7 separate regions of the Homo sapiens genome follow, and regions 2, 3, 4, 5, 6 and 7 are each linked to region 1. A link is a loop called in an ENCODE intact Hi-C map of the cell type or tissue named here. Cell type or tissue: endothelial cell of umbilical vein. All regions are shown on one strand.

Region 1 (4,000 bases):
TAAATAGTAATAGTAAGTCATCCACAAATATAAGATGTTGTTTGGTTTTTTTGGTTCGTTTTGTTGTTGTTTCTGAGACAGTTCTAGCTTGTCACCCAGACCGGAGTGCAGTGGTGCCATTTCAGCTCAATGCAACCTCAGCCTCCCAGGCTCAAGCCATCCTTCCATCTTGGCTGTCGAAGTAGTTAGGATTACAGGCATGGGCCACCACGCCCAGCTTTTTTTTTTTTTTTTTTTTTTTTTTTTTTGTAGAAATGGGTTTCTCTGTGTTGCTCAGGCTGGTCTCCAGCCTCTGGGCTCAAGTGACCCGCGCACCTCCCAAACACTGGGATTACAGGCTTGAGCCACCACATAGCCATTGTCTTTTTTTTTTTTTTTTTTTTCTCTGAGACAGAGTCTCACTCTGTTGCCCAGGCTGGAGCGCAGTGGTGTGATCTCGGCTCACTGCAGCCTCCACCTCCCAGGTTCAAGTGATTCTCCTGCTTGACTACTGAGAAGCTGGGATTACAGATGTACCACCACGCCCAAGTAATTTTTATATTTTTATTAGAGATGGGGTTTCGCCATGTTGGCCAGGCTGGTCTCGAACTCCTGACCTCGGGTGATCCGCCCACCTCGGCCTCCCAAAGAGCTGGGATTACAGATGTGAGCCACAGCACCCGGCCTACAGCCGTTGTCTATGAGGAGATAAGCTAGTTATCAAAACTCCCCATAACCCATCCTGTTTCCTACTCAAACACTGAAACCTCTTAGCTCTCTCCCACTTCCTCTAAGGCCCTAATCTTCAAGGAACAGAAAGAAGCTAAACAGTCTTACAAGTTAGATTTCTTAGAATAAAAGATGGGTTTTCACATTAGAAATAGGTGAAAGTTGGCTGGGTGCGGTGGCTCAGGCCTGTAATCCCAGTAATCCAAGCACTTTGGGAGGTCGAGGCGGGCAGATCACCTGAGATCAGGAGATTGAGACCAGCCTGGCCAACATGGTGAAACGCTGTCTCTACTAAAAAATACAAAAAATTAGTCGGGCATGGTGGCGCGTGTCTGTAGTTCCAGCTACTCAGGAGGCTGAGGCAGGAGAATTGTTTGAGCCAGGGAGGCAGAGGTTGCAGTGAGCCGTGACCGCGCTATTGCACTCCAGCCTGGGAAACAGAGAGAGATTCCGACTCAAAATAAATAAATAAATAATTAAAAACTATTTTTAAAAAAGAAATAGGTGAAAATTCCTTAGAAGGCACCTACAGCTTCTTACCTACATCATCTCATTAAATTCTCACAATGACTCTATCAGACAGGTACCACTATTCCCTCTTTTGAGGGATGAGGAAACAGAGACTCAGGGAGATAAAGTAACTTGCCCAAGGTTACACAGCTATTCTCAAGGAAACGTAGTGCATCCCATGAAAATAGCCTGGAGTCGAGATACTGGAGTCAAAGTGCAGCCAAAATTGTCAGGGTGCAACCTGCCTGTCCAATCAGAGCTGCTACTTCTTTGATACTGGAATCCCCCAATTCCTGAAATTAACACCCAGTTCTCCACTCCCCAAAAGCACACGCTGAGTGCCCTCAGGGCTCTTGCTGTTGCCAACGGACCTATAACTCGGTACAGGCTCAGGCAGCTGAGAGGAGGCTGTGGACACAACAGGCCTTGCTAGGCTTGCTGGGACGGGGCCACATTACTTTGCAGGCGCGTCTTTCTCCTGCCTGCTATCTAGAGCTCGCCTGTAGGTGGCGCCCTGCTTCGCTCAGGGGAATTTGGAGGGCGAGGACACGGGTCACCAGCTGCCTCCCCTGAAGGCCAATTTAAGTTGTCCCCTGGCTTGAACTGAGCGCAGGAACCTCGGTGATGGGGACATGCCCCCCTCCCCGCGCGCTCTTCCTCTCCCAGCCCCCCTGCCCTCCCCTCTCCAGGGGCTGGCGGGCCCGCGCTTCCTCCGAGGTCGGGCTACGCGGCGCGATCTCCAAGCGCTGGGGCCGAGCTTGGCGCTCCGGGGCGGCGCTTCGGTCCCCGACCCTCGGGCCGGCCCGCTGGCCCCCACTCCGCTTCCTCCCGGCACCCGCTTCGCCGGCAGCTGTAGCGGAGGTGGAGGGATGGGGGACTGTGACCCCCGTGAGTGCCGGCGGGGCGGGGCAGCTTTAAAAACTTCTGAAAGGCCTGGTTCAAAGCCTCAAAGGATAGAACTTGGGCCGGAAGGCGGTTTCCACGGAGGGGCCTAAAAGGGGGCTGGGGGTGCACCTGCAGGGCCAGGAGCTGCGGCTTGGGAAGGGGGGCCCGGTCACCGCGAGCGCCGCAGTCCCCGCCCCGCACTCGCCGCCCCTTGGAGCCGCCGCGGCCCCGCCCGGGCCCTGCGCTTTCATCCTCCCCACGGGACAGCGGCCGCGCGGGGCGGGGGCGGCTCTGGCCGGCGCGCTCCCGGCGGGGTCTTCCTTCCCTCCGGCCCCTCCCTGGGAACCCGAGATTTCGCCGCAGAGCTGAACTCCCAGATTTTAACCCCAACCCCCCCGGGCGGGAGGCCGCGGAGAACCGGGAGTCGCGACCGAGGAAGCGTCCCCAGTCACCTCCTAGCCCCCCACACAGAGCCCCGGGGAGGGTGAGGAGGAGGAAGAGCGGGAGGAAGACCCGCGCCGGTGGGTGGGGGCAGGGAGGGGGCGTCCGGGGTCGCAGGGCGGCGCTCCGGAGAGTGGCCCCGGCGGCGTCCGGAGTCGCTGCGGCCGCCGTGCCACCTCGGGCAGGTGGGGGGGGGAATGCGCGGCCGCCGCCAACCAGGGTCGCTCCGCCGTAGACGCCGAGCAGACGCGGTCCGGCGCTCGGCCGGAGAGCCGGCTAAGGGGCTTTTCATTAGCACCGCATTAGGAGGACACTCATCCTCCAGAGTCCTTCCCGTGGAAGCTCTTGAGTGAATTAGGTAAATGATTTGCTCCATTTGTAGTTTCTGAAGATATTTTCTCAGATCTTCAATCGAGCGCTTTAGCCGGGGAGCATATCTGTGGGGGCCTCCTTCCCACTACCTAGGGTCTCACTCGGTGACAATTGCTGAGTCAGTGAGGACGTGTGGGGAAAGGTAAAAGTGGAATTGAGCAAAGCTGAGTAATTTAGCTAAGGAAGAGAAATCGCTACTGAAAATAGAATAGTTTAAAAATAAACTACATAAAGTTTATTCTTTTGCTTGGAGTCCTGCTCCTTGATCCGAGAAGGTAAAATCCATCAGAGTTGGGAGTTCCCTCCCCCCCATTAGCATTTATTACACTTTTTCAAAGTTACTGAAAGACTTCTTTTAGTGAATTTTAAGAAGCAATCGTGGTTGACATTACAGGCATCAAAGGTTTGGGGAACAGATGGGTAAACTTCCGAAGAGCTTAGTTGCAACACTAGCTCTCAAATTTAGTGTCAACTTTTATTTTAAAAAATAAAATAGGGTGGTGTTTTTATTAAACTTTTATATTTCAAGAGGTAGAGAACACCGAAGAGGAAAGAGACTGAAGGGAAAGTAGGGTGTTGGAAACAAAAAGAGAAAGGCGAGATTGACTGTAACATTCTGGTCTTCAACGAGTCCCAAGTTGGAATCCTAAAGCACTGCATATTTCTGGTAGCGTTAACTCTAACTGGAATATTGGCGGGCCTGGTCTCTAAGTGCGTCCTAAGAAAAAACAGATTTAAGCAAAATGGTTTTTTCCCTTTTGTGAAGGGAAAAAATTTAAGCACTTGCTTCATGCGGTAGCCCCAGCGGAAAAGCGAGCCCTCCCGCTCCCGGTGGCCTGAACTGAATTTGCTGCTTTAAAATCGGCAGGTGTGCCCAGCGTTCCCAGCGCTGCAGCCGGGACCTGATGAGTAAGAGTAAGAGGGCTCAACCGCAGGACATCACATGCCGGGTACCTAACGTCGGCATTTAAGCAGACAGGGACTAATATGCTGGAACTATCCTCCCGACACTGGCAAAGCCCAGAGACCGCATTTCCTACCACTTTGCCCACTTTGTACTGGGCACCCTCGGTAAACAGGATGA
Region 2 (4,000 bases), 390 kb after region 1:
ATTAGGAAGCCTCCTACTACCCACTGCAAAATCCTAACCCTGTAGGTTGTTCCACTGAGCATCAACCTTACAGGTGCCCAAAAGCCTGTTTAAATTGGGCACAGCTATTCTTCCCTTGTACAGGCAGCAGTCTAAGTGTACCATTGCTTCTCTTACGCTAAATTGTGCCTGAGAAGGGCCTTCCCAAGGGGAGACAATGTCTCTGAGAGTGGTAAGGACTGGCAGGAAGTGAATGCACCCCTCAGAATCTAAAGGGAAAGGAGGTACCTAAATCGAGGTGGTGCCTGGTCATTTTTTCTCGTATGTTCTCAGCTCCAGTAGCAGGTGTTGAATAGTAAGCAACACCTCGCAGAGATGAGTTACTCATGCAATCTGCTTCCCCTCCCTCCATACTACTGTGGGCAGGAGTGAATCGTCCCAGCTTCCCCAGCTCCCACACCAACCTGTAAGTTCTTGACACATTCTCTTCACATACACTTGGCGGCTGACTCACTGACAGGCTATGAGACACTCTTAAAATAAATTTTTCAATAAACAGAGTCTTTGTCTTTCAAGTTTTAATTTGGCAGCATGTCGTAGACATCCTTGGCCACAAACTTCACTTCTGGACAAAGTTCGAGCCATTAATTCTAGATACTGGTCACCTTTTCTCTCAGTTCCTGTTCTTCCTGTCACCTTTGCTCCACAAAGATTTGGGGGATCTTCTTAGTTGAAACAAATTGATGATTATTGTAATAATTAAGGTCTCTGCCATAGTATCTGGCACACAATAGGTGCTCAGTAAATATTGCTTCTCTTCTTGCTTCCTTTTTTTTAATATTAAAGTGAGAACAGTGGCAATAGAGAAGGGGAAGGTAAAAAAGAGATTTCACAGGAAATTTTACATTGTATGGGAGAGGAAGGGAATAGACCAAAAATCTGCTATCCATTAAATTAGCACTTGGAACTGTGGGAAAAGGGGGACAGAAAATGATGTCAGGAAAAGGGTTGGAAAAAGGAGTTGTGAGTTGGTGGACAGAACTGACAGGAACTAGATCAAAAGTTGATGATAGCCATGCATGGAACTTAGAAAACCATAGTGCCAAGTGCAGAAATGCCATCAACATTTCTAGCTTTTAGGTGGGTCTCCATAACAATGCTTCTGATCAGTGACATTCCAGGGTACTAAGGGAAATGTACTGGGTACTCACCAGGTTTCTCTGGGGGAACAGGAGGAAAAGTCATGATTCAAGGAGTAGGACAGACCTGTTCTGACATCCTGGCTGTGCCATTTATCTCAGTGATCTTGTGTATCTTACCCTTTAAAATTCAGCTTCCTCATCTGTGAAATGAAGGCAATAATAGTATCTACCTCATAGAAGAAACCCCAATTAAGTGTGGTTTAAGCCAGTCAGGATTATTTTCCTCCCGTAACAAGAAATCTGTGAGTGAGTGGTTGTTGGCATTGTTTCAGCGCTGCACGAGGCCAACAGGAACCCATGCCGTTCCTAACATTCTGCTCTGTCTTCCTCAGTATGCTGCCTCTTCAGCCTCATGCTTAGAGCCTCTGACGGCAAGATGGCTGCTGCAGCTCCAAATAGCATAGTCATATCATACCTTATTTTTCCTCTAATATCAGGGAAAAGGCCCTGCTATTCCTCCTGTGCACCCTGCTAGCAAATTTCTTTGTAGGTCTCATTGGCTAAATCTGGGTCACATTTTAATCTCTAGCTGCAAAGGATGCTGAGAAAACCAGCAGAAGATTATCTTGATTGGCTCAAATCATGACCGTCACCTAGGACCAGTCACATTTGCCTCTCTAAGCAAAATTGTCCCAAGGAAGAAGGCGCAATAGGTAGTGGATAGACTGTTAATAGGATCTGCCATATTCTTTTTTCCTATTCCCTGATAGGTTTCATGCACTTTTCAACTCCAGTAGTTGCACTTGACCCTCTTGTCTCTGAATGCTTGGCTTATTATTCTGCCTTTCCTCCACACACTCCCTATGTGTTTAGGAGATGTAGATGCTATGTGCGTGACTGTGCAGAGGTCATTTCTTTTCAGCCTCTGTTTGAGGTCCAGGATTTGGGCAGAAGTCCTGGCGTTTTGTGCAGACCTGCTCCCATGGGGCTGGGTCACCGTGTGCTGGTTAAACATGGACTCTGAAAAGGCTGAGTTGGAGGATATGTGCCTTTGTGGTTGCAGGGGAGCTCTGTGAAACAGTGCCCCCTGGGTGCCCTCCAGAGTGCTTACCAAACAGGCAGCAATAGGTTCTGGGTTTCTCTTTTATGACTTGGAACCAGATGCTTCCTTTGCAAAGGAAAAGAGCCTGGTTTTGCAGAGCTTGAGTCAACACAAGTTCAGAGAACAGGAAAATGAGTTGACTGGCCCTGCTGCATGAACTTTGAGGAGAGAACTCAATACAGGTGGTGTTCTCGCTGTCCACAAAGTCCTTGCTTGTGAAAATCCTATGCCCAAGAAATTGGCCTTACCGAATATTTCTACACTCTAAATAATGACTGTTCACATGAGGAAAGGATTCAGCATTAGGAATCCTTTTGGACCTAGGCTTTCCCAGGGCTTCTAATGAGTCTAAGGCCTTGAAAGTTCCACTGACACACACAGTTTCAAGCCCAGAGCTTGCTGTCTAATGTGAGATCCATCGAAGATCTCACGTGAGGTCTCAGTGATTCTTCCTGCCACTTTTCTCACACCCACCTGCTTACCTTCCTGTTTGTTTATTGAGGACTTAGGCACATTCTTTGATCTGTGCCCTGTCTTTTTGGGATATAGCCTTTCTATTGAGTCTGTTCATTGAGTTACATTCCACAGCACACACCTCCCCCAAAATATTTGCATGAGAATTTTTCTTAAGGTCTCACATTGCTTCCTTTACAGCAGAGATGAAATAACTTAGCACTTCTAATTGGCTTTTCACTTTCCAAACGCTTTACACATTTAACTAATGAGTCACATGAGCTTGTGATAAGCCGGATCCCTTGTCTTGGAGCAGGGACACTGGGTTAGGACAGGCTGTTCTGGCCCTGTGTTTCTCACCCTCAACACCCTCCTTCCTCAGAGTCTGAATGTGTTGAGATAATGGGGATGCCACCAGGCACAGTTGTTCTCAGCACAGGGCAACCTCGGACCCTCACAGTGCTGCCTTAATAATGTGGGAAGCACCCTTTGCTGCCCTCCAGGGCTGGACTATGCTGCATATCTCCTGTTGCCTTGACTAGTGAAGGGAAGCATAAGGCCAGCCCTCATGACATACAGCTTCTGCCCCTCTCAAGCGCAGTCTTCCTTCCATTGGTCCCTGGCAGTGTGTCTGTGCATATATGGGGAAGGAGTGGTACTAGGGGGATAGAAGAATAACATAGTAGGTCTAATAAGGGAACTGACCATAGGAGGGACCTATGGTCTTGGTACACAGAGAAACCCTGGACTAGGAGTTTTTCTACATCTTGGTACACAGAGAAACCCTGGACTAGGAGTCAAAATACCTGGATTCCTAGCTCATCTCTCCCACCCGCCAGCTGCATGATTGATCTTAGAGAGGAGAAAGAAGCCAGAATTTATTGAGCACCTACTATGTTCCTGGCACCATACTAAGCTGGAAGGGAGGCTAAAGATGTACATTATTCAATCCCTGCCGTACATAGCTCACAGAAAGAAAAGTAAATAAACTAAGATGTGATCGATGAAGTAATTGAAATAGGTATAATCCATACAGAAGAGTCAGTAACTAACTCTGGGGAGAAGCATGGAGCTCATGGAAGATATGCCAGAGGAGAAGACACATGAGTGGTTTTGAAGGAGACAGATATACTTGGTGGGGAGAACATTCCAGACCAGGCAGGAGGAACAGTGCATGCAAAGGAACAGCAGTGTGTGTCTGAAGAACCCTATTCTGTTTGGTGTATCTGTCAGTTTACAGTAGACGGCAGAAACATTAGATCAGAGTCTAGTCGTGAATAAATACATACCTTTTTCCAAGGGTAGTAAAGCACTTGGACTTTAT
Region 3 (4,000 bases), 400 kb after region 1:
TGTGTTTACTTAATGTAAATGTATCAAGATAACATCATCCTATATTGCATTGTAATAATGCCACTCACTGCACATAGGGAGGGAGATTCCTTTGTAGTCCATTTGGATACAGTAGGGTAGATTAAGGGGCTATAAAGTACGAAGGCAGAAAGCATATGAAACCTAAGCTTATGTCACTAAATGTCTGAGGATAGTTTTTGTTTAATGTGTTACCATTTTCCCAGTGATTTGCTGCTCAACCCCAACGATCGAATAAGCTCAGATTTCTTTTATGTTTTTCCTATATGACCCAAGAAGAAAATATGCAGAATCATTCTTCAATTAATGTTCTAAAACTTGTACTGCTTGCATAATAGAAATTATAAGAAAATATCACAAGAGAAAAGTAGGCTTTTACAAACATTATATTGTCCATCTGGTGTTACTAGCAGCTCATGGAAGTTTCTAGGAATTGACTGGCTTACACATGTGTGACTGTCACACTCATCCCAATGGGATTATGAGTGTCTTTACAAACTGATTAGGAGAAAATTCAGGGAGATGTATGAATTATTATTATTATTATTATTATTATTAGAACTATCTGCCATCTCTGCAAATAAATGATTTAATCAGAGACTTCAAAAAAGAAAAATTCCCTGTGTGGTTCCCCTAACCAACTTCCTGTTCTGGAAAACCTTGGTCAAGTAGCTGGGTTAATTGTCATGAAGATTAGTGTGATGTTGAAATAAGTACTAATGGTCAAATTATAGGAGTGAACAAGTTTAAGAATAGGTTTTGGTTTGGGCCTGAAAGGGTTAATTAAGGTTTTTTCACGGGTTATTAAAGACCCCCAACCTCTGCCTTCAGGAGTCATATTGACACCCCACCACAGGGCAGCTCAGCCCCTCTGTTGACATGTTGCTGGTCAGAGCACAATAGCCTTCTGTGTCTGCAAATCATTGCTAAAATCATCTCAAGGAAAAAAAAGTTTGAAAGCTTTAACGTTAGACAAAAGCCCAAGAGTTGCAGCGTGCAGCCCAAAAACCTGGAGTCAGCAACTTCTATTGATTAAAAACTAACCTTTAAAGTAACTCTGAGAGTGTGTGGTTAGCATTTAAATTTAAACATGTCATGAGTTGATTTGTGTTACTGAATACCAACTCAGAAGGAGTAACATTCACATCGCATTTTTTTTTTCTAATTCCCTTAAGCAGCTAAAGTATTTCATGAAATGTCAATAGGGCAAAAAGAAAAAGAGGTGGGGGGCTGATGCTGGGCCTTGTAGTTTTCTTTCCCATGCAAATATCCACCCCCCAAAAGAAAAGTGTGCAGAGTGAAACACAATAATTAGTCCTTTGTCTAACTTTCCCAAGTGCCAGAGAAAGACAGATTAATTAAATATACAACAATGTTGGTTTTTGGAGTGGGGGTCTTGCTTGCTGTGTAGGTCATAAATTAGGCAGAATAAATACTTCAATGTGTTTGCAGTGGGCCTGCTACGTCAGAACCACTGGAAGGTTGGTGGGAGGAGAGCAGAGGGTTTCTTGCTAATGATAGTCACGTCTGGGTCTGTCTGGTTGCTCTTAGCAACCAGACATGATGTAACACCAGGATGAACTTGAACTTGGGGGACTTGAAAAGAGAACAATAGACCAGAGCAATCAATAAAGCCTATTTCAGTGAAGGATTACAGAGCTGCTCTGGGGTAACCTTGTCGGCAAGGCACATACTGAATAGTAAGATGTGTGAAGAAACTTTTTTTTTTTTTTTTTTTTTTTTGCTTTGCTTTTTAAGAGAAGTGCAGAGGCACTGCAGATTTTTGTAGTGCCCTGAGGTCTCGTCCAGAAACTGTGGTGTGGAGAACTGCTCCCCCTGCTGACTCACTGGGTGCCAGGCCTTTGCTTCAAGAACTACCTTAGTGTCAGATTGAAGAAGTCTGGAATTTCACAACCGACTTAGAAAGTGTGAAAACAGAAATAGTAAGCATTATTCCCCGCACCCAAAGTTTGAACCTGTTTTGTAGAAGGGAGGAAGCGGCTCTAACGTGGATGAGAGTCAGCTGTTAGGTAGAGGCCTACTAGAAACACAGTTTGGGGTTTGCTTTCTCTCTCCTTTCTCTCCCCCTCTTCTTTCTTTTGTCCAGCTAGATTTAGGCCATGTGTATTTGCCAGGCTGATTTCCTTTCAGGACACAAGAGGCTTTATTGTGTTCCTCAAAGCATGTGGTCAAAGAATAACATCTGAAAGTCTACAGGATGCGTAGTTTTTCGGTCTGGGCTTAAGTTTTTTAAACTCCTCTGGAAATCAAAGGTGGCTTGTGTGACTAGGAAATCTTATACCAAACTCCATGTAGCTATCACTTAGCCATTCATCCCTGGGGACCAAATGAGTCCTTACATTACCTAATGGAATCTCTTCCACAGGGATGATCCTTCACCTGCCTGAAGCAACCCAATTAGAACCCTTTCTGATACCGTCAACTTAAAGAATTCAGAAGCATTGGTTTTTGTTAGGCCTTGGTAATTTTTCTGTAAATAATGATAAATGTAGTGAATTTGTCAAGGTATCTCTAGAGAAAAGTCGGCAAAAGCCACATACTTTTTTATTTCACTGGAGAAACTAACTCTGATGTTAGTCCATAATTGCTCATTCTGTCTAGCTAACAGAAAAAGAAATGCCAGCAGATAAAGTGATATATGACCAGACAATTGCTCAAAGCTAACCACCTAAGGATTTACGAAAGGAAAAGGTAACCAGTAACTGGGCCTGGCAGGCACACAGAAGGCTCTAAATAAATGCTGCATGGACGCAAGCATGAATGAAGGGTACGCAGTGGCCTCATTTTTCCTTTGGACAATGTGGTACTTAATAGAGTAAAATCTTGATCCTACTTAGTTATTATGTTTCATGTTTGAAAATACCATTTTAGATATATTGGGCTGAAAGGAGCATCTTCCCTCATAAAATCCTACATATGTAAGGAAGGAAAAATACTGTGACTTGCTCAAAATCACCCAGGAAGACTGGGTCCAGCACTTTTTCCACCTTACCTCCACTTATTCTTGTGTCGCTATTGACCATCTGGGCCTGTTAGGAGAGTGTCACAATCATGGCTTCAGTGCCTGCACCTCATTTGAAAGGAGATGTTGAAAATCATCAGAGTAGCCATTCATTGCCACATGAAACCCCTCCCTTTACCCATTCTCCATTCATTCAACTCTTCTTCATTAAGAACGTTCTGTATTCCAGGCACTGGGCTAGGCACTGAGGATTGAATGATAAACAAGATGGTCAAGTTTCCTGCCCTCCTATAACTGCCCCCATCAGTTAACAAAACCCTTATTTGTATTTCAAGTGAACAGAAATACCTCATTCTGTAAGATATACTCAGAATGTTGGAAAACCCCAATGAAGACAATGAATTATAATTTCAGAAGAATAAGATCAGTTTCAGTGTCACAGGATTTTTTATTGTCTGTCGTGCCTTTACTTTTCCCAGCGAATCCCTCCCGCATCCCTAACGTAGATCCTGATTTCGTGGTTGAAAAGGCAACTTCTAAAACACACGTTTTTACAAATTGTGATTTTAATTGTATTTTTCCTTTTGTCTTCCAGTCCTGGTACCTGGGATAAAAGTTGCAGCGTCCCACCATCCACCAGACAGACCACCTGACCCCTTCTCAACTCTGTAACATGGACGCAACCTCAACCCAGCGCAGTTACAACTTCACTATCAGCGGAAGGGGAGAAAAACCGATTCAAATCAACTTGTACATGGAAACAGCAAGCATTATGGTCAAACAGCAAAGGCCATAACCTTTTGGGATTTTTTTTTTTTTAAAATACTTTAGGGACTGTTGTAATTTCTCATATGGTGCTGGAAATGGTTGGGCTTTGTAACATTTGAAGTGTTTCCATGGTAGCGTGAGCATTAGGTGACGTGGCTAGCGGAGGACTACCCTTGCTCACTGACTTCCTGTTGTAACACACTTTCCTTACGGAGCCTGGCTGTTTCACAG
Region 4 (4,000 bases), 540 kb after region 1:
TTGAATTCTAGGTAGAGTTCTTGGAAAGTGATGGCTTTTCGAGAGCTGGGCTTCCCTAGCATGGAATGACAAGTCACATAACAGCTCTTTGTCCAGTCATATACTGAGCATCACCTGCGTATCAGGCACTGTGCTGGGCACCAAAGATGGAAAGATAATTCGTGTCTTCACTGTAGTAAGGTAGATAGGGGCCAGGCATGGTGGCTCACACCTGTAATCCCGGCACTTTGGGAGGCCGAGGCAGGCGGATCACCTGAGGTCAGGAGTTCAAGACCTGCCTGGCCAATGTGATGAATCCCCGCCTCTACTAAAAATACAAAAATTAGCTAGGCATGGTGGCGCGTGCCTGTAATCCCAGCTACTCAGGAGGCTGAGGCGAGAGAATCACTTGAACCTGGGAGGCAGATGTTGCAATGAGCCAAGATCATGCCATTGCACTCCAGTCTGCGTGACAAGAACGAAACTCAGTCTCAAAAATAATAATAATAAACAAGAAAAAAATAAGAAAGGTAGATAGGAACACAACATAGCTGTACTAGGGGTGAGTTATGTACAAGAGGGTGTGGGTGAGTGGCCAGAGCAGGTTTCACAGAGGCCAGGACATGTCAACAGTCTTCACTTTAGAGTAGGAATTTGCTAAGAAGACCAGAAGTCTGGTTGGCTGGCAAAGAGATGGGTCAGGGTAAGGGGAGTCCAGCAGAAGGAAAAGTATGCATACAAGCATGGAAGCATGAACTGGCTGGCCTGTGGGATCGTCATGACCCCAGGATCAAACTCATATAAGTTTCTCCAAGACATAACAGTTCTTGTCTCAAGTAAGACACTAGGAGAGTAGGCCACTAGGAGCCCCAATTCCATCAAACACCTCCTAGCCCTGTCATGCACCCAGCATAAGCACAGGGGATGATACAAGAAAACAGTGTGATATCACCATCCCAAGTTGCTGCGGATCAGAGAGCTGTCTTACTGTGATGCTTAATTTTTGGTGAACTTACAGAAAAAAATTCAAAAAGTCTGAGGCTGCCCATTAGGAATGAGAAATTGCATATGAGGGTTAGCATGCTAATTATGTTTTGTGTAACCTACTGGACACACTGGGATGGCTTTTCCTGAAAGAAATTATCTGAGTCCTACCTTACCACCTAGACAAACGGGAAAGGAAAGGGGGTTGATTCCACCAACAGTGTGTGCTTGTGACTTAGGCGGCTTTCCAGTCGAAGAAATACAAATAATTGTAAGGCAATTTTAATCTTTACTGAACTCTCTTGAAGCCTATCAAACGGAATCCCAAATGCACAGCAAAACATCTTAAAATTGCCTTTCCCTATCTCTCTCAAGTCATATATATCACACGTTTATGGCTCTCTCCTCCTAATTTTTTTCCTCCCTCTTTCCATATTCCTCCCAAACTCTCTTAAGCTCAACTACAAGAACACTTGTCTTTTCACCCCAGCCCCATTCCCCGCTTTCTGGATTTATTCCTCTGGTGGCTAGTAGATCTCTCTCCTTTCTAAAGTAAATCAATTTCACATTTCTGCCCCCCTACACCAATCAACACCACATTATTTTTATATTTGTGGCAGAGGTTTAATAGGTAGAACAAGGGGATGCTTTGCAGAGGCTAGAACACTCAAGAGAAAGATTTGTTTTCTTTGTCATTTGAACAGCAAGCATATATAAACCATGCTGGTAAAGTTTCTTTCTGGTGGCTCCCATATTTTAGGTTACTGGCCACCCTAAAAACCTAAGCCCTAAAAACCTGTTACCTTCCCATGTAACAGAAGCTTAATGTAAATGACTTTCATAAGCCTGTATTCCTTTAACTTATTTTTTTCTTCTTTATCCATAGCAGATTTAAGTCTGGATTCCTTGACTCATCCAAAGTGGTTAAGTGCAAGAATGCTATTTTTTTTTAATGCCTGTCTTCCCCATTAACTCCCAGAGGGCAGGGGTATTGGCCATCTAGGTGACCATTAGCACTGTCCCTGGAAAATGGAATACACTCATTAATTCTTATATTTAGCATTTGTTGAAGGGAATTTGAATGTGAGCATAAATTTCTTAAAGGATCTTTCAGTCCCTTGAACAAAGTGTGAACCAAGTGTCATCCAAGTTATACAACATGGAGTACATACAATTGCATTTCACTCTAATTCAAGCCTAAGAACAGGTGACCCAAGAAGCAATCTCAACCCCTCAAAGATTTTTCTCCAATACCTAATCTGCAAGCCAAGGATCTTTGGGGTACAGAAAAAGTCATTTTTTTTTCTTTCCTTTGAGGGAAGTGACAGATACAAAGTTTTCATACTCAGCTCCTAACTGCCCCCAGCTCATCCTGGCAGCTGAAGAGTTAATCTGCTGCCACCTAGTGGTTCTTGGCCAACCTGCGGGAACCCCAGCTCACATAAGGTGAGGGTGAATGGGGTGGGTGTGGACTGTCTCCATGAAGAGGACAAGGTTCTCAAGTGGCTTTGTCTTCCCACCCCCAAAGTTTATCTCTCTCTTTCTCTCTCTCTCTCTCTCTTTCTCTCCCTCTCTCTCTCTGTCTCCCCCTCTCTCTCTCTCTCTTCTCTCCTCTCTCCTCTCTCCTCTTTCTCTCTCTCTCTCCCCTTCTCTGGGGCCTGTTTCCTGTAGACCTGAGGCAAAGCAGTAGTTCAGGCTGGGATTTCTTGCAAGTTTTCCACTGTGGGGTGCCGCAACAGCTGTGACCCTGGCTTGATTTTGATGTAGACTTCAAGGGCGCCGTCCCCAGCGGGGAGAACATTTTTACCTCAGGAGCCTATTCACATTGGTAGCCTTGGCAGGGAAAGTTCCAGAAGCTTTGATTACACAAATACCTTTGCTAGGTACAGGCCCGTCTTGGCAACCTGGGGAGAGAGAATGTGCACATGGGCTGATTAAACCAAACGACCCGTTTCCTTTGCCGGGGCTGGGGGCTGGGGGTCTTCGGCTTGGAAATGATTTTTTCCTTGGCTGTGTTGCCTGGAAACTTTGAGGGTTTAATTAGGACTGGGGAGGTTTTTGGCTCCCGCAGCTGCCTCTGCTCTCCCCCAGGGTTACTGAGTGAGAATGTGTGCATGCGTGTGTGTGTGTGTGTGCGCGCGCGCGTGTGTGTGTGTGTGTGTCCCCTGCAGTGCAGGCCAAAGCCGTCTGGAGAAGTTAATTGTGTACCAAGGCAGATGTGGCTCTTTTTATTTCAATTGATTTCAGTTAATAACTTTTAACCTCCGAACCGCAGTGAGGCTGCGTGTGGTTTATGTATCATGTACTGGAGCCCAGACAACTGAGTGGAAATGGTAGCTATTACCTTACTGCCGCCATCCATCTAGGGCCAATCATTGGAAACTTTTCTAAATGTTCTCAAGCAAATCCAGAAAGGACATCCTCCATCAGTGTCTCTCTGGCTCTGTGAATTCCTAGGAAGAAGTAAGACAAGAGCCGGCCCGCCCCAAAGCAGTTATCTTATTTGGTCAGGAGGAAAAAGTTGGAGTAAACAAATTAAAATGAAACATTTTTCATCCTTTATTGACTTCAGTATTCTTTTTATTAACCTCAACATTACCAAGCAGTTACTCTCCCATTTGGAGACTTGGAGAAAGAAGAAGAATTTTCTTTTCTGCTTTTCTTTGATATGTATATATGTTTGTATTTATTTTTCAACTACCAATGTTATACACAAACATGTTCTGGTTATATAAGGATTAAATACAGAAGTATAAGCCCCCTTGCTCACAGGCAGATTTTCCAGCTGGGGTCAAGGCAGGTGCAGGCGCATTGTGACCCACCCTTTTTCTTCCTTCCCTCCCTTTTTTCTTTTCTGCTTTCCTTTCCTCCTTCCTTCAGAGGAAGATTCAGAGACACAGGTCTTTCCTTCATGGAGCATGTGGAAATGAGCTCCCACATACCATGTGTATTTGTTTGCTAGGCCTGCTGTAAGAAGATACCACACAAAGGTCTAATATCCAGCATCTATAAGGAACTTAAACAAATTTACAAGAAG
Region 5 (4,000 bases), 290 kb after region 1:
GTACATTCTGTGGGTTTTGACAAATGCATAGTGATGGGTAGCTACTATTATGGTATCATATGGAATAGTTTTACTGCCCTAAATATCTCCTGTTCTCCACCTATTCATTACCTCCCACTCCCCACCACTGATCTTTTTACTCTCTCCATAGTTATGCCTTTCACTTAGATGTTTTTGATGGTCTCAGTGTCCTACAATCTCTGACTGTTTTGCAGATTTCTTCTTAACCTTCTGTTATCTATCCCAGCCCCATCCAGTCCCCTGCAATTATACCTAATTATGACTACTTACATGGGCTGAAAATTTCACAGTCATCATTAATGATGGCTTAGGTTGAGATTTTTCTCCCTTTCTGGATCTTTAGTATTCGATTTTTAAATTTGCTAATACAAATATTTACTTACACTAGGTTTCCAGTTAGTTTTTGTTTTTCATTTTCTTCCTTTTAAATGTAAGAGAGGAGGGAGGTGCTATTTCAGTATTTCCTCATGTGGATTCACTGAAATAACTATGTCCTAAGTGTGTTGTTTTTAATAGCGTTACTACCAAGGTGGCAATGGCAGAGAAACTCAGGAGAAAGCTGCTGGCTTAGCCTCACAAATTCAGAGGTGAGGGATGAGGCAACAAGGATGCTTGCCATTGAATTATACTGATCAGATACATGAACCTGTTGGAATCAGGGACTCCTGCTGGCCAACTGAAGCTGCAATCTTCCGTGAACTCCCCTTTCCTCCTTGCCTCCTGCCTACCACCTTTTAATTTTTTTTTTCATTATCATCTAAAGTCCACGAAAGGCAAGAATGGAAAGTTCTGCTTCCATGGCAAAGAAAATACTGTAGCATAAAAATCTATATTTGTTCTCTTGCTAGTTTTTCCCCCATGTGGTAGGACCATCTGAAAGTAGCTCAATTATTTATTGCCTTGTTCCAGGGGAGGAGGAAAATACAGACCACTAGATGCTGTGCCAGAGAGAGAGAGAGAAGTATTCTCTGCTTTGGGGAAGGGGGTTTTACAAGTGTTAACAATGTGGTTCAGAATCACTAAAGTTGTTTTAGCATAATACTATGAGGAAAGAGACAAGAACCATCTGTTGAAATGGCTCTTACATGATGCTGCATTTTCAAACAAAGCCTTCTCAAGGCATTTTTAGATTGGTCTCTTTCCCTTGAAGTTGCTACAAAGAGAGCCCACTCTACTAGCTGCTAAGTGATGCTGCTTAGATAGCTCTCTCTGTCAGCACCCACTCTTTTGTTTATTTTGCGCTAGTGTTTTCCTCAAAGTATGAGTGCTAAGGCTGTCAAATATCACTCCTGGTAGGAACCCAGAAAGTTCTCCTGAAAAATCCACTACTTCTGCCCATTTCCTTCCAAATTGCTGACTCTATTTTACTTGAAGTTGGTGGAGTGACTTCGAAACCCTAACTACTTCACTGGGAAAGAGGAAAACCGCAAATACACACAGGCCATTGTGACTCTGGCCTGGTGGGCTCTAATTTTCTAGCGGCGGTTTGTACACCCAAGCCGGCTGCAAGGGTTAAGTAAACTTCGTGGCTAAGGATGACTTCATGGCCCTGGAATTTTGAAAAGCCAGGATTCTCAGTACACTGTGGCCAGCCTTAGAGTCTTTGGGTGTGAAAACCACTCTCAGTTACCCGGACTGATTTTTGGTTCCTGTTGCAGTGCTGCAGAATCTATTAAAATCCGGCAGCTGAATTGTCCTGGCTCTGCCACAAAGCTCAGCTGCCGGGTCCACTACAGGATTCCTGAGTTGTTTGTCAATGGAGAGTGGGAGTGAATGGAACCAGGCATATGCCTCAGCCTGGCATGAGGTGGCACCCTAGTGGCTGTTTTCTGCCTTAGAAATGTGCGCTCTTTCTATATTTTCACACAGGAATTGTCATTAACATCCAAATTGCAGTTCATTTCTAAAGTTCTTTTTGAAGTCTCTGGGTCCTTGTTACGTTTTCAAGTACCCATATTCAGATGCTTAGATTTTCAGGCTAGTAATTTAGTAAGAACTATTGGCAATATTCTAACCTGACATGGTGGAACTTCTAAGACAGAATGAACTCGGCTACAAGGCACAACAAGAAAACGAAACTCTTGGGTAGGAACAAGCCCAAACTTGAAAATACAAAATGTTCTTGCACAGAAGGACTAATGAGGAAATGGGTGTAGGATAAGAAATTCCAGACATCCAGTCATTTGGGGTGCCATTTAAACATTCGCAGTACTTTAGATCTTAATTAAAGTGGGATAGATTTAAAACTTTCTTTCTAAACTAGTGGCCTGTTGGTTTTCCTGTGTTAAGTAACACGATAGCTGTGATCATTGCATGGAAATTAATTTTTAAAATAGCTTATATTCTTAAGCAAGATCTTCTTTCAAAAGAAACCATTTGGGCTCGAGCATTAAAGGAAGAAACAAAAAGAATATAATAAAAAATAGATTGCAGCCCTAGCATGAACAGTTGCCGTGACCTTGCCTTTTGTTTGCCATTACACAATTCAATGGCAGTCTACTCAAACTATGTGCTCGATCAATATCCTATTAAAGCAGCACAAAAAGTCTCCATAAACTTAGTGGTTAGCTATGTTTATAAATGGAACTCGGCATAATTGGATGGTCAATAGCAGGCTCTACTAGTAATTTTAAAATGAACGTCACACATTTTATATCTGTAGAAGTCAATGGCACCTCTTCTAGAGTGAAGGTAGAGTGTGGAGCAGACAAAAGAGTGGGTGGCCCTTTAAAAAAATCATAATGTCTATTTCCAAATGTAGTTTTTAAAGAAAATCTAAGTTATGGAAGAGAAAATTCTGATTGGCCCCTATATATTTTTATTTTGCCTATCTGAACCACCTTCTTCTGAATATATTATGACTTTGCAAATGTTACATTTTCTAGTTTTAATCAACCCCTCATAGAGAGGTAAAATAATAAATATTGCCATACTCGTAGGAAGAAAAATAACAGTCTGGCTGGCTTAATTCAGCCAGCTTCCTCTACTATAATTCAATAAATTTTCAAAATAAATATTGAAATTGAATTAGTTCAGGAGGATGTTTTGTTGTATGATTTTTTCCTTTTAATTTTCTTGACATGTTTGGGGTGAATATTTGGGTAGTAAAGCTGGCAGCAAGTGCAATGGACTGGTAGTAATAGAAATTGTCGTCAAACTACGCTTTCTTCTGAATCCTAGCTCACAGTATGGGTGGCCAAGCTTGATTTTTTTCCTATCCTACCCTCCTCACCTAATGAAGCCATGTAAGGTGAGAGTATCCCCACCCTTAGACTGACTCTGTCCTCAGCCGACTCAGCCCTATGAATTAAAAGGTGCATATACCTTGTGTTCGATATGTGCCCTGGCTGTTGTCATGGACCACTGAGCTGTTGAAATTAGAACTATGGCAGGAATACGCTTATGACATTAGTGTATCCTTCAGTCACTGCTCTGCATGAAGGTCTAGTCCTTTCTCTTACATGCATACTCCTACAATCTTCCTGGTTAGAGCTGGCAGTGAGAGTTCTCATGGCAGAATTTGGGGCCGTTTTGATCTCTGTTCTCAGCTGAAGCTTCTGATAAATTTACCAGACTATGAATACTCTTATTATAAAGATTTGAACTGGGGAGAAACACAACATACCCCTTGATGTACATACTAATGTGTTGTCATGGTCTCTATTCGTATGTTCATCTATTTCTAGGTCATTCATCAGTTATGCTTTCTATGTGTCAAGTATAAAACCTATATTCAAGATGGCAGCATGATATTGTAAAACAGTACAGGATATAGAGTTGGGGAATTGAGCTTTGCAACTTATCAACTCTATAGCTTTGGGCAATATTTAACCCCTCTTGGCTGTGTTTTCTTCTAGGTTACAATCATTTATTCATTGAGCAAATGTTTATGAAGTCCTAACTGTGTGCTGAGTCTAAGTCCAAGTACTGGAAATAGGAATACCTCTCAGGAGTGTAATGAGGGTTAAGTGACAGATAG
Region 6 (4,000 bases), 590 kb after region 1:
GTTTCTAGTTTGAATGACTTAATGAGTAAAGTCTAATGAATAACAACTTGTTAGTATAATCCGCAAGACTACACCAAAGCAGTAGGAGAGCTACACAACTTTCACAAGCTCCCATGTCTGCAGGAGTGCTCTGCTCTCTTTGGATTCTGTAGGAACAGAGGCATCAATCAGGTGCTGGGAATACAGAAATTTTCCACCAACGTGCTCATCAAACTTTCCTTTACCGTAAGCCAAAAGAATGTCTCTGAGCTATGAACATCAGACTTTAATATAAACTTTAAAATCTTACTCTCAGCTCTACGGACATGGTTATAGGTGTCTGGCAATTGAACTAGGAGAGCCTGAAAGTAAACACATTGTCTCTTGGAAATTGATGAAAAAACCAAGCATGTTTCTTTATTCATTCAAAAGATTTTACTGAGCATCTTTAGCCTGAGAAGTAGGAGGTAAATTAGACGTGTTCCCTGCCTGGGCAAAGAGTATATTCTATTAGGGGAGAAAGAGGCATACCAAGATGTGCGTAACACAGTTATGCAGTACGTAGTATGTTACATAGATCTAGCAAGACAGCGACATTTAACAGATGACAGGGAGGGGGTGGAAATTCGGTGCATGGGCACGGCTATGAAAGATTTCAAAGAGGCTGTATTTGAGACAAGCCTTGAAAGACCAACAAGAGTTTACTAAGCAGAGAAGAGGATGGGGGAGAAATTCCCAGAGGAAGAAACAGCACAAGCAAAGGCACGAGGGTCCTGAAGAGCACTGGGTATTTGGGGCTAAAGGGTAAAAAGAGCAGGGTATCTGATTCCAGATTAAAATGTCATCCCTCTATTCTGAAATCTGAAAAATACTAGCAGCTTGATTTGTCCACAGTCACTTGTGCCAGGTAGAGAATCCTAATTCGTGTAGGCCCAAACCAACAAGAACCTCTTGATGTGACTACTGCCTGAGTATTGCAGTGTTCGTGGGAGCTTTAAGTTTACCTATCCAGATGGGAGAACCTCTTTCCCGAAATTCATAAGCAGTCCCACAACTCCGCCAATGCTACAGGACCCAGCTTTCTGAGGCACCTAGAAAGACATGGCAGTGGCCCAAGGTGATGCTTAGGTGGGCTGGCGAATGCACACAATAGAATGTCTGTCTGTGACATTTAATCTCACTCTGGCAAACTGGTGCAGCTGCCCTTGTACAACAAACGGGAAGGCACAGTGAGTGACCACCACCAAAAACAAACAAAACAAGTGTGTGCGTGCGTGTGAGCTTTAAAATTTAATAGCTATTCAGACAGTCCTTAGAGAAGGAATTGGCAGCTTCGGCCTCCAAGACTGCTCCCCCACCTGTCTCCAGGCACTGCAAACACAGCTGTGTAAGAAGGAGACAGTCAACGCTTCCAAGGAAAGAAATAGTGCAGTCTTGGGGGTGGGGTGATGATGAGAGCACCTTTCTCACAAACCCACGTGGGACAGGGCCTTGTCTAGCAACCGCAAAAATAATCGAGCAGGACGTGGTCAATCAAGCTCTTTATAAAACCTCATGTTAAGTAAAATCATTCAAGATCCAACTCAATGGCCACCTTAAACCCATGTTTTAAAAGCATGAGACAGAGCACACAATTCATGCTCAAAGGAGAACGAGGTAGCATGCATGCTGGCAAGACGCGCATTCAGGTTTGCTCCCGGTATCAAGATGAGACGTAAAGACGATTTATGCACTGTCATAGAACTTGTAGTTCCTCACACAAAACACAGAACTTCCTGGGAAAGTGCCTAGAAACTTCTTTATCTGTATTTCCCCAGGCTGCAAAGTGCACACATTTTTAAAGTTCAACTCTTAAAAAAAAAAAAAAGTCAGCAGAGGCAAGATTTCAACAGACGCCGGTCCAAATGTTAGCAATTCTAGAGTGGTCAGGGGTTTGCCGCTCCCAAAAGTAAGGGGGAAATTAGAAGAAGGAAAGAAGTCGTTTTCGAAGACGAAAACCAAAGCAAGGAGGTATTTTTGGTATCATTTTAATCACAAAATAGCACGAATGCGGTCTGTGCCTGTGCGCTACCCAAACGTCGATTTGAATACCACTGAACGCTAGTTTGAAAATTTCCATTTTTGTAATTTGCTTTCTTTTGTTAAGCCAAGACTTGAGAGAAACCTGGCAGCCGTCTCTAAGTCTGGCACGATTTCACCTCAGACGCACTCGGTTGGTTTGGATGTTGAGGGAGACCGCACATGAGAGAGGGAGAAGGAGGAAAAGAGAGCTGGAGAGCAAACCTACCGCTCGGCGGCCGCCGCAGAGAGCAGGCCCAGGGCTTCTCAGCCGGGGGATCTGGCTCCACCTACAGGAATCAGAAGGCAAACCTAGTAGACGCCTCGGCGTCTGCAGGAACCCGGTGGGGGCTGGGGGAACTTTGATAATTGCCTAGAGAATTTCCTAGCCAGTAGGAATGGGGGTCGGTAGAAGTGGTAAGGATTGGGAAGCAGGGATTTCCATGACCAGATTACCCACAGTCATATCAGATTCAGCGATTCTTATTTGGAGGAGAAAAGGTATCATGTCACCTCCTATGACCTAGGAATTTTAACTGGTTCCAGGTAAACCCCATTTGAAAGCAAAGGCAGCACCTGGTCCCAGGACAGGCCCAGCACATAGCATGCTCAGGCAATAACATTTGAATGAATGAATGAATGAATGAATGAACTGAATAATCCAATCTATCAAATAACAGAAACCTAATATGATAAAAAGAAAACCAACCCCCAACCCCAACACTGTTTTTCAGGTATATGTATGAGTTGTCAGGCATTTTTGATGGCTAGTAATTACTACAAAAATCCTGCACCATGTAGGCTAGTCGTGTTCCACCTCCGATGTGCCAGAGCAGTGATTGAGTACCACCGATTTCATCCCATGCCCTCATTTGCCAACGAATAAACAGAAGCTTGAAGAGGTTAAATGCCTTTTCCCAGGTCAACCAGTTTGTTGGTGACAGAACTGGTTTGGGGCTAAATTTTCCTGACCTGTCTGGTATTTGTTTTCTAAGGGCAGGAGACTCATTTTGCATTGGCCTGCTGGATGCCCTCAGCCGATTAGCTCTCACAGGAGGAAGTTAGCTTCCCCCACCCACCTGTTGGCCTGTCCCTGGGCTTCTGCCCCAGCTTCTGCTCTGGGCCACAGCCTCTGCTCATGCTGCTCTACTCCAAAAATCAAACGCTGCCTGGAGCTAATGCCAATGGTTGCTAAACTTATGAATTCATTTCCTAAAGCCTGAGGGACAGAATCTTTGAGCCTGTGGTTTAGTAAGCTACAAACAGGCAGGTGCTTTGTTTTGGCAACACAGGTGTCTTATATACAATATCTCCTCCATCTATTTACCCAAAGCACTTAATAAGCAGTTACTGAGTTTCCCAATGATAGTTATAGAAGAAGATGTTATTTACCAATTGAAAAGGAATTTTTGCCGTAGGCAGTTAGCACTCAGTTTCCAGATGAAAAGGTGAAGATCCTTCTGGGAAGTGAGATGCTGTGTGCATTATGTGAGATGAATATGATCCAGGGAAAGATAGCAATTAAGCAGATCCAGATTCTTTTTTTTTTTTTTTTTTTTTTTGAGATGGAATTTCACTGTTGTTGCCCAGGCTTGAGTATAATGGCGCAATCTCGGCTCACCACAGCCTCCACCTCCCGGATTCAAGTGATTCTCCTGATTCAGCCTCCAGAGCAGCTGGGATTAGAGGCACCTGCCACCATGCCCGGCTAATTTTGTATTTTTAGTAGAGACGGGGTTTCTCCATGTTGGTCAGGCTGGTCTCAAACTCCCAACCTCAGGTGATCCACTAGCCTCGGCTTCCCAAAGTGCTGGGATTACAGGCGTGAGCCACTGTGCCCAGCCTAGCAGATCCAGATTCTAACCACAACCTGTCTATAAAATGGAACTAACACTGTCATGACCTCTGAATGGATTAAAAATTAATCATTATTATTAATCACAATATTAATAATAATGCTGAA
Region 7 (4,000 bases), 800 kb after region 1:
TAATGATTATCACATGTTTGAATCTGTTCATGTAACAGTCTTCTTACGCCCACCAAATGAATGGATTCTTGAGAAAGTAACTGTACATTGAAATTTGGCAAACAAATGCATGTTTTACCTGTACATGCAGGCATGCTGCACATTCTGTACCCTCTAACTTTTCATCTGCTAGGTACTGAAACATGAACCTCTGGTGGCCAAGTGCAATATTTAGGGGATTCAGTTTTATACACTTTGGTAAGATGATAAAAATATCTTCTAACATATTTGTCTTCTTTCAACATTTCATTCATTTAGCAAATACTTAAGTTAGAGAAGCAGCATTGCTTAGTGTGGCTAAAAGCACAAACTCTGGGAATTGACTGGCTGGCTTAATTTCTGGCTCTGCCATTTACCAGCCATGTGCTTTGGTTAAGTTATTTAATTTTTCTCAATTTCCTCACCAGGAAAGTGGGGATAATGTTGGTACATACCTACCTCATGATGGTGTGAGAATTAAATGGGTTCAAATAAATAAGATTCTGAGAACAGTGCCTGGTATGGCAAGAGCTTAGTAAGTGTTACCAGCTGTTGTTGTTATTCCTATATGATGGGATGTGGCTTTTGCTTTTGGTGTACTTGCCGTCCAGTGGGAAGACGCAAACTAAATAGATAGTCATTCAACATTTTAACTACTCTTCAGTGCCTTCTCCATGACAAGCATTGTAGTAGGCCCTGAAAATCAAGCAAAAACTAAGCAAACACATTCTTGGTCTCATAAAGCTTACTTTTAGTAGGAAGTAATTTAAAGGAAATAATTTACAATAATTTCAGTAAAATGTAAAAAGTATTTTAATGAAGAAAATGCAACAAGCTGTGGATACATCTAACAGGAAGACCAAACTAATTCTAGAAGGTCAAATAGTAAAGGAAATATATTATGATAAATGCTGTAATTGAAGGTCTTTTTTGGTTTAGGGATATCACAGAGTAGGAAGTGCTTGGGTCTTCAGGGAGTAAGGGAATGCTTCTCATTGGAGGAGACACTTGAGCTGACTCTGGGGCAAACTCTAGACAAGTGGCAGTGGGTCAGGGAGGGCGTTCGTGGCTGAGGGGATGGTTTGCATTAAGCCACGCAGCATGACAAGGCCTTTCACAATACCTGGGATAAAGTGTTGGGCAAACGGGAGCAGGCAGTGATATGTATGGGGAAAGTGAGAGACGAGACAGAACTGCAGTTCTGAAGGATTTTCCTTCCACGAAGAATAAAGGAGTTAGGACTTTATCTTGAAGGCAGTAGGTATCCCTGAAGTACTGTAAGCAGAGGAGGAATTATGATCACCTTTTTATTTTTAAAGATGGTTCTATTATCTCTCTAGAAAATTGACTCATGGGGGCAAGATTAGAGACAGGTAGACTTATCAGGAAACTGTAGCAGCTGCTCAGAAGTAACGAGAAGCTGAACCAAGGCTGTGGCAGTGGAAATGGAAAGGAAGAATCAGAAGAGATAAAAGGCTGAGATAAAAAGAACTGACATGCCTTAGTGAGCAACTCAATGGAGGGGTGAGGGGGAGAAGGGAATGCTTGAGTATATGCTGATGCCACTCAGAGGATATAGGGAGGCCAAGGCGGGAGGATCACTTGAGGCCAGGAGTTCGAGACCAGCCTAGCCAATATGGCAAAACCCCATCTCTACTAAAAATAGAAAAATTAGCTGGGAGTGACGGCACACACCTGTAACATCAGCTACTCAGGTGGCTGAGGCATGAGAATCCAGCCTGGGTGACAGAGAGGGATTCTGTCTTAAAAAAAAAAAAAAAAAAAAAAGAGGTGTAGGGTACAACTTTCAGAAATAAATGGGCTGAACCAAACATATGGTACACTGTTACAGTGTGTATAATAATATAAGCCTTTTGAATAAAGAGGAAAAAAATTCCTTCAGAAGAGAATGGCTCCCATAGTACATGTTTCTCATGTTCTATGATTGGTCTCTGGTGCCCTCTATTGGCTATTTAGTCTAAAGCGGCATCTTGATTCTTAAACACAATGTTCCTTGCAGTGTTATTTACCAAAAGAAGAAATATTAGAGATTTTACAATTATGATGAAAGGTGATAAAAACTGATGGGGATTTTGTTTTTAGTAGGAAGACAGTTAAAATAATTTCAGCAAGGTGCCATCAGGGGTGTGCACATTGGCAGCACATGTACTAAAATTGGAATGATACAGAGATCAGCACGACCCTTGTGCAAGAATAACATGCACATTTGTGAAGCGCTTCATATATTTATCTATGTAAATATGCCTGGGGGCCTGGGGGTTGGGTAAGGGTTTTGAGAAGTGTCTCTATAACATTTGTTTGCTATAACATGCACATAATATCATAGATTGTATTTTCAGAAAATGGACCTTTCTGATGAGAAGCAGCCTGAGTCAGGCTGGTGTTTGAGCATTTTTATGCAGCAAAGCCTCAAGAATAGCAGCCACCTCAGTAGGCAGTAGCAGCTGCTGTTTTTCCATAGGGTGGCTGCTGCATGTGATGTAAAGGAAATGAAAGGAAATGACTGTTACTCATTAAAGCGATTTCATTCAGCTACGTGGGAAATCACAGGCAGAAAAGTCATCATAAAAAATGAAGCAGTGATTATACATAATGGGGCATCTTCAGAGGTAGCTAGTTTGTCCCCTCCCTGCCCCCCAAATGACAAAGAAGCTGCCTTTGGGTTCTGTCGTCCAGGAAAAGGGGTGGTAGATTGGATTTAGTGTTTAGCATAACTAGTGGTCTAAACCTGAATACATTTTAGTAAGAAAGCATTCCTGTCACTAGTTTGAGGTCTAAAGAAGGCCTCACTTTGTGTAAATTAGTGCTCACAATGACTTTTCTGGCAATAAGGAAAATATATTCACCTTTCAAGGGTAGAAGTCTATTTCCATTTCCTTCTGGTGAATCGTCCTTTAGAATGTTCCTAAATTATCAATTCAGTGGGTTGCATTTTGAAAACCTCCTCACCTATTTGGGTTAAAAATAATATTTTTAAATTTTGGTGTTATCTGAAACTGCAGAGATTGTTCACAAACAACTTGGTGCAACCATTTATTTGCTTTTGGTATATTTTGCTGTTGCAGTTTTCTCTAAGGAAGTGTAGAAATTATTAATATGAAGTAATGTTAGCTGCTGGGCAGTTCATGAGAGGAATAAGCTATTATGTAGTCTCCCTTCTCCCCCCAATAAAAAAGCCTTTCATCAAAAACTGACATCCTAAATGAAGGAAATAATTGTACAGCTTATTTATTAGTGTGTCAAACTTAAAATGTAATGGTTTCATATTTCAGGATGAAAAGTGTGTTGTGATTCATGGTTGCCAGTGACAAAATAGACAGCTCTTTTATATTACCACGTCGATTGCCTGCTGATATGCCACTGTACTTTTTGGTTCTCTTCTGTTCTCTTCCTATGCAATAGCTCCCTCTACTTGAAAATACTGGTGTAATTATAGTTTAACACTACTTTATTAGTGAGTTCCCTGGGCTCTTTTTTACTTTTAATCCTCTTCATAAATATGTGGTGTTATATTACATCAGAGCCTGTAAGAAAATTTTGAAGAGTCTCTTGACTCGGGGGTAGAAAGGCAGGGTTAGTTGCAAAAAGCAAGATAAGTTACATTTGAAGGCATTCTTCAAGGAATTAGCTGTGTAGCCTTTGTTGATTTAAATATGGTATATTTGGTTAAAATTCCATGCAGTACTTTGAAAATGAACCCTGATGTTTGAAACACAGAGGCATAGAAAACTGGATCAGAAAACTTCAAAAGAATCATCAGCCACTTCAAACAGACATAGCCGGGAACTTGGCAAGTTCTTACTTTGCTAATTCCAAAGTTTTGTAATTCCCACAGAAAACCTAGCAGTTTTTCTCTACTTTCTCTGGAAGGTTTTAAGAGAGGCTAGAGTAGTAGAATCTCAGGTTACAATATGTTGCCTTGTGGAACAGCATGTGCATAATGAAACAATGGGAGAAGCAT

Evidence for each region. Hi-C counts contacts between places; a loop is a spot of excess contacts. Peaks named below come from ENCODE experiments on the same cell type or tissue, not always from the same donor. Only the 100,000 strongest peaks of a DNase experiment are listed, where the experiment ranks them.
Region 2: it touches region 1 in a loop (8-fold over the local background); 7 of 110 quality-filtered maps call a loop at or near these places.
Region 3: a loop joins it to region 1, with 9 times the contacts of the local background. A loop is called at or near these places in 103 of 110 quality-filtered maps.
Region 4: it touches region 1 in a loop (7-fold over the local background); 29 of 110 quality-filtered maps call a loop at or near these places.
Region 5: it touches region 1 in a loop (10-fold over the local background); 80 of 110 quality-filtered maps call a loop at or near these places.
Region 6: a loop joins it to region 1, with 5 times the contacts of the local background. A loop is called at or near these places in 49 of 110 quality-filtered maps.
Region 7: a loop joins it to region 1, with 5 times the contacts of the local background. A loop is called at or near these places in 66 of 110 quality-filtered maps.

Annotation. Positions count from the first base shown.
Region 1 is chr1:61,048,341-61,052,340 of GRCh38, forward strand. No RefSeq gene overlaps it. Among named protein-coding and RNA genes, the nearest start is that of NFIA, 32 kb to the right of the region's middle. In endothelial cell of umbilical vein, a CTCF peak has its summit at 1,715 (motif pointing right); a DNase peak (open chromatin) is centred at 1,841; H3K4me3 peaks cover 1,477 bases; H3K27ac peaks cover 1,639 bases.
Region 2 is chr1:61,433,962-61,437,961 of GRCh38, forward strand. All of the region lies in intron 10 of NFIA (nuclear factor I A), which reads left to right. Among named protein-coding and RNA genes, the nearest start is that of NFIA-AS1, 180 kb to the left of the region's middle. RefSeq lists an enhancer at 2,630-3,131. In endothelial cell of umbilical vein, a CTCF peak has its summit at 2,227; DNase peaks (open chromatin) are centred at 420, 1,470, 2,290 and 2,970; H3K27ac peaks cover 3,656 bases.
Region 3 is chr1:61,451,707-61,455,706 of GRCh38, forward strand. NFIA (nuclear factor I A) reads left to right here. Exons shown (of 11, transcript NM_001134673.4): 11 at 3,597-4,000. The coding sequence ends at 3,614. Among named protein-coding and RNA genes, the nearest start is that of NFIA-AS1, 200 kb to the left of the region's middle. RefSeq lists an enhancer at 417-2,812. In endothelial cell of umbilical vein, a CTCF peak has its summit at 1,859 (motif pointing left); a DNase peak (open chromatin) is centred at 1,695; H3K27ac peaks cover 1,945 bases.
Region 4 is chr1:61,586,487-61,590,486 of GRCh38, forward strand. No RefSeq gene overlaps it. Among named protein-coding and RNA genes, the nearest start is that of TM2D1, 140 kb to the right of the region's middle. RefSeq lists an enhancer at 1,275-3,750. In endothelial cell of umbilical vein, a CTCF peak has its summit at 2,378 (motif pointing left); a DNase peak (open chromatin) is centred at 2,355.
Region 5 is chr1:61,336,564-61,340,563 of GRCh38, forward strand. The region is part of intron 4 of NFIA (nuclear factor I A); the gene reads left to right. Among named protein-coding and RNA genes, the nearest start is that of NFIA-AS1, 85 kb to the left of the region's middle. In endothelial cell of umbilical vein, a CTCF peak has its summit at 1,836; DNase peaks (open chromatin) are centred at 638, 928 and 1,638; H3K27ac peaks cover 2,741 bases.
Region 6 is chr1:61,639,590-61,643,589 of GRCh38, forward strand. All of the region lies in intron 2 of LOC107984964 (a long non-coding RNA gene), which reads left to right. Among named protein-coding and RNA genes, the nearest start is that of TM2D1, 84 kb to the right of the region's middle. RefSeq lists enhancers at 2,115-2,164, 2,375-2,424. In endothelial cell of umbilical vein, a CTCF peak has its summit at 2,339 (motif pointing left); a DNase peak (open chromatin) is centred at 2,302.
Region 7 is chr1:61,850,336-61,854,335 of GRCh38, forward strand. The region is part of intron 17 of PATJ (PATJ crumbs cell polarity complex component); the gene reads left to right. It also overlaps the pseudogene RNU6-1177P. Among named protein-coding and RNA genes, the nearest start is that of MIR12132, 6.3 kb to the left of the region's middle. In endothelial cell of umbilical vein, CTCF peaks have their summits at 1,997 (motif pointing left) and 3,425; DNase peaks (open chromatin) are centred at 1,996, 2,516 and 3,376; H3K27ac peaks cover 649 bases.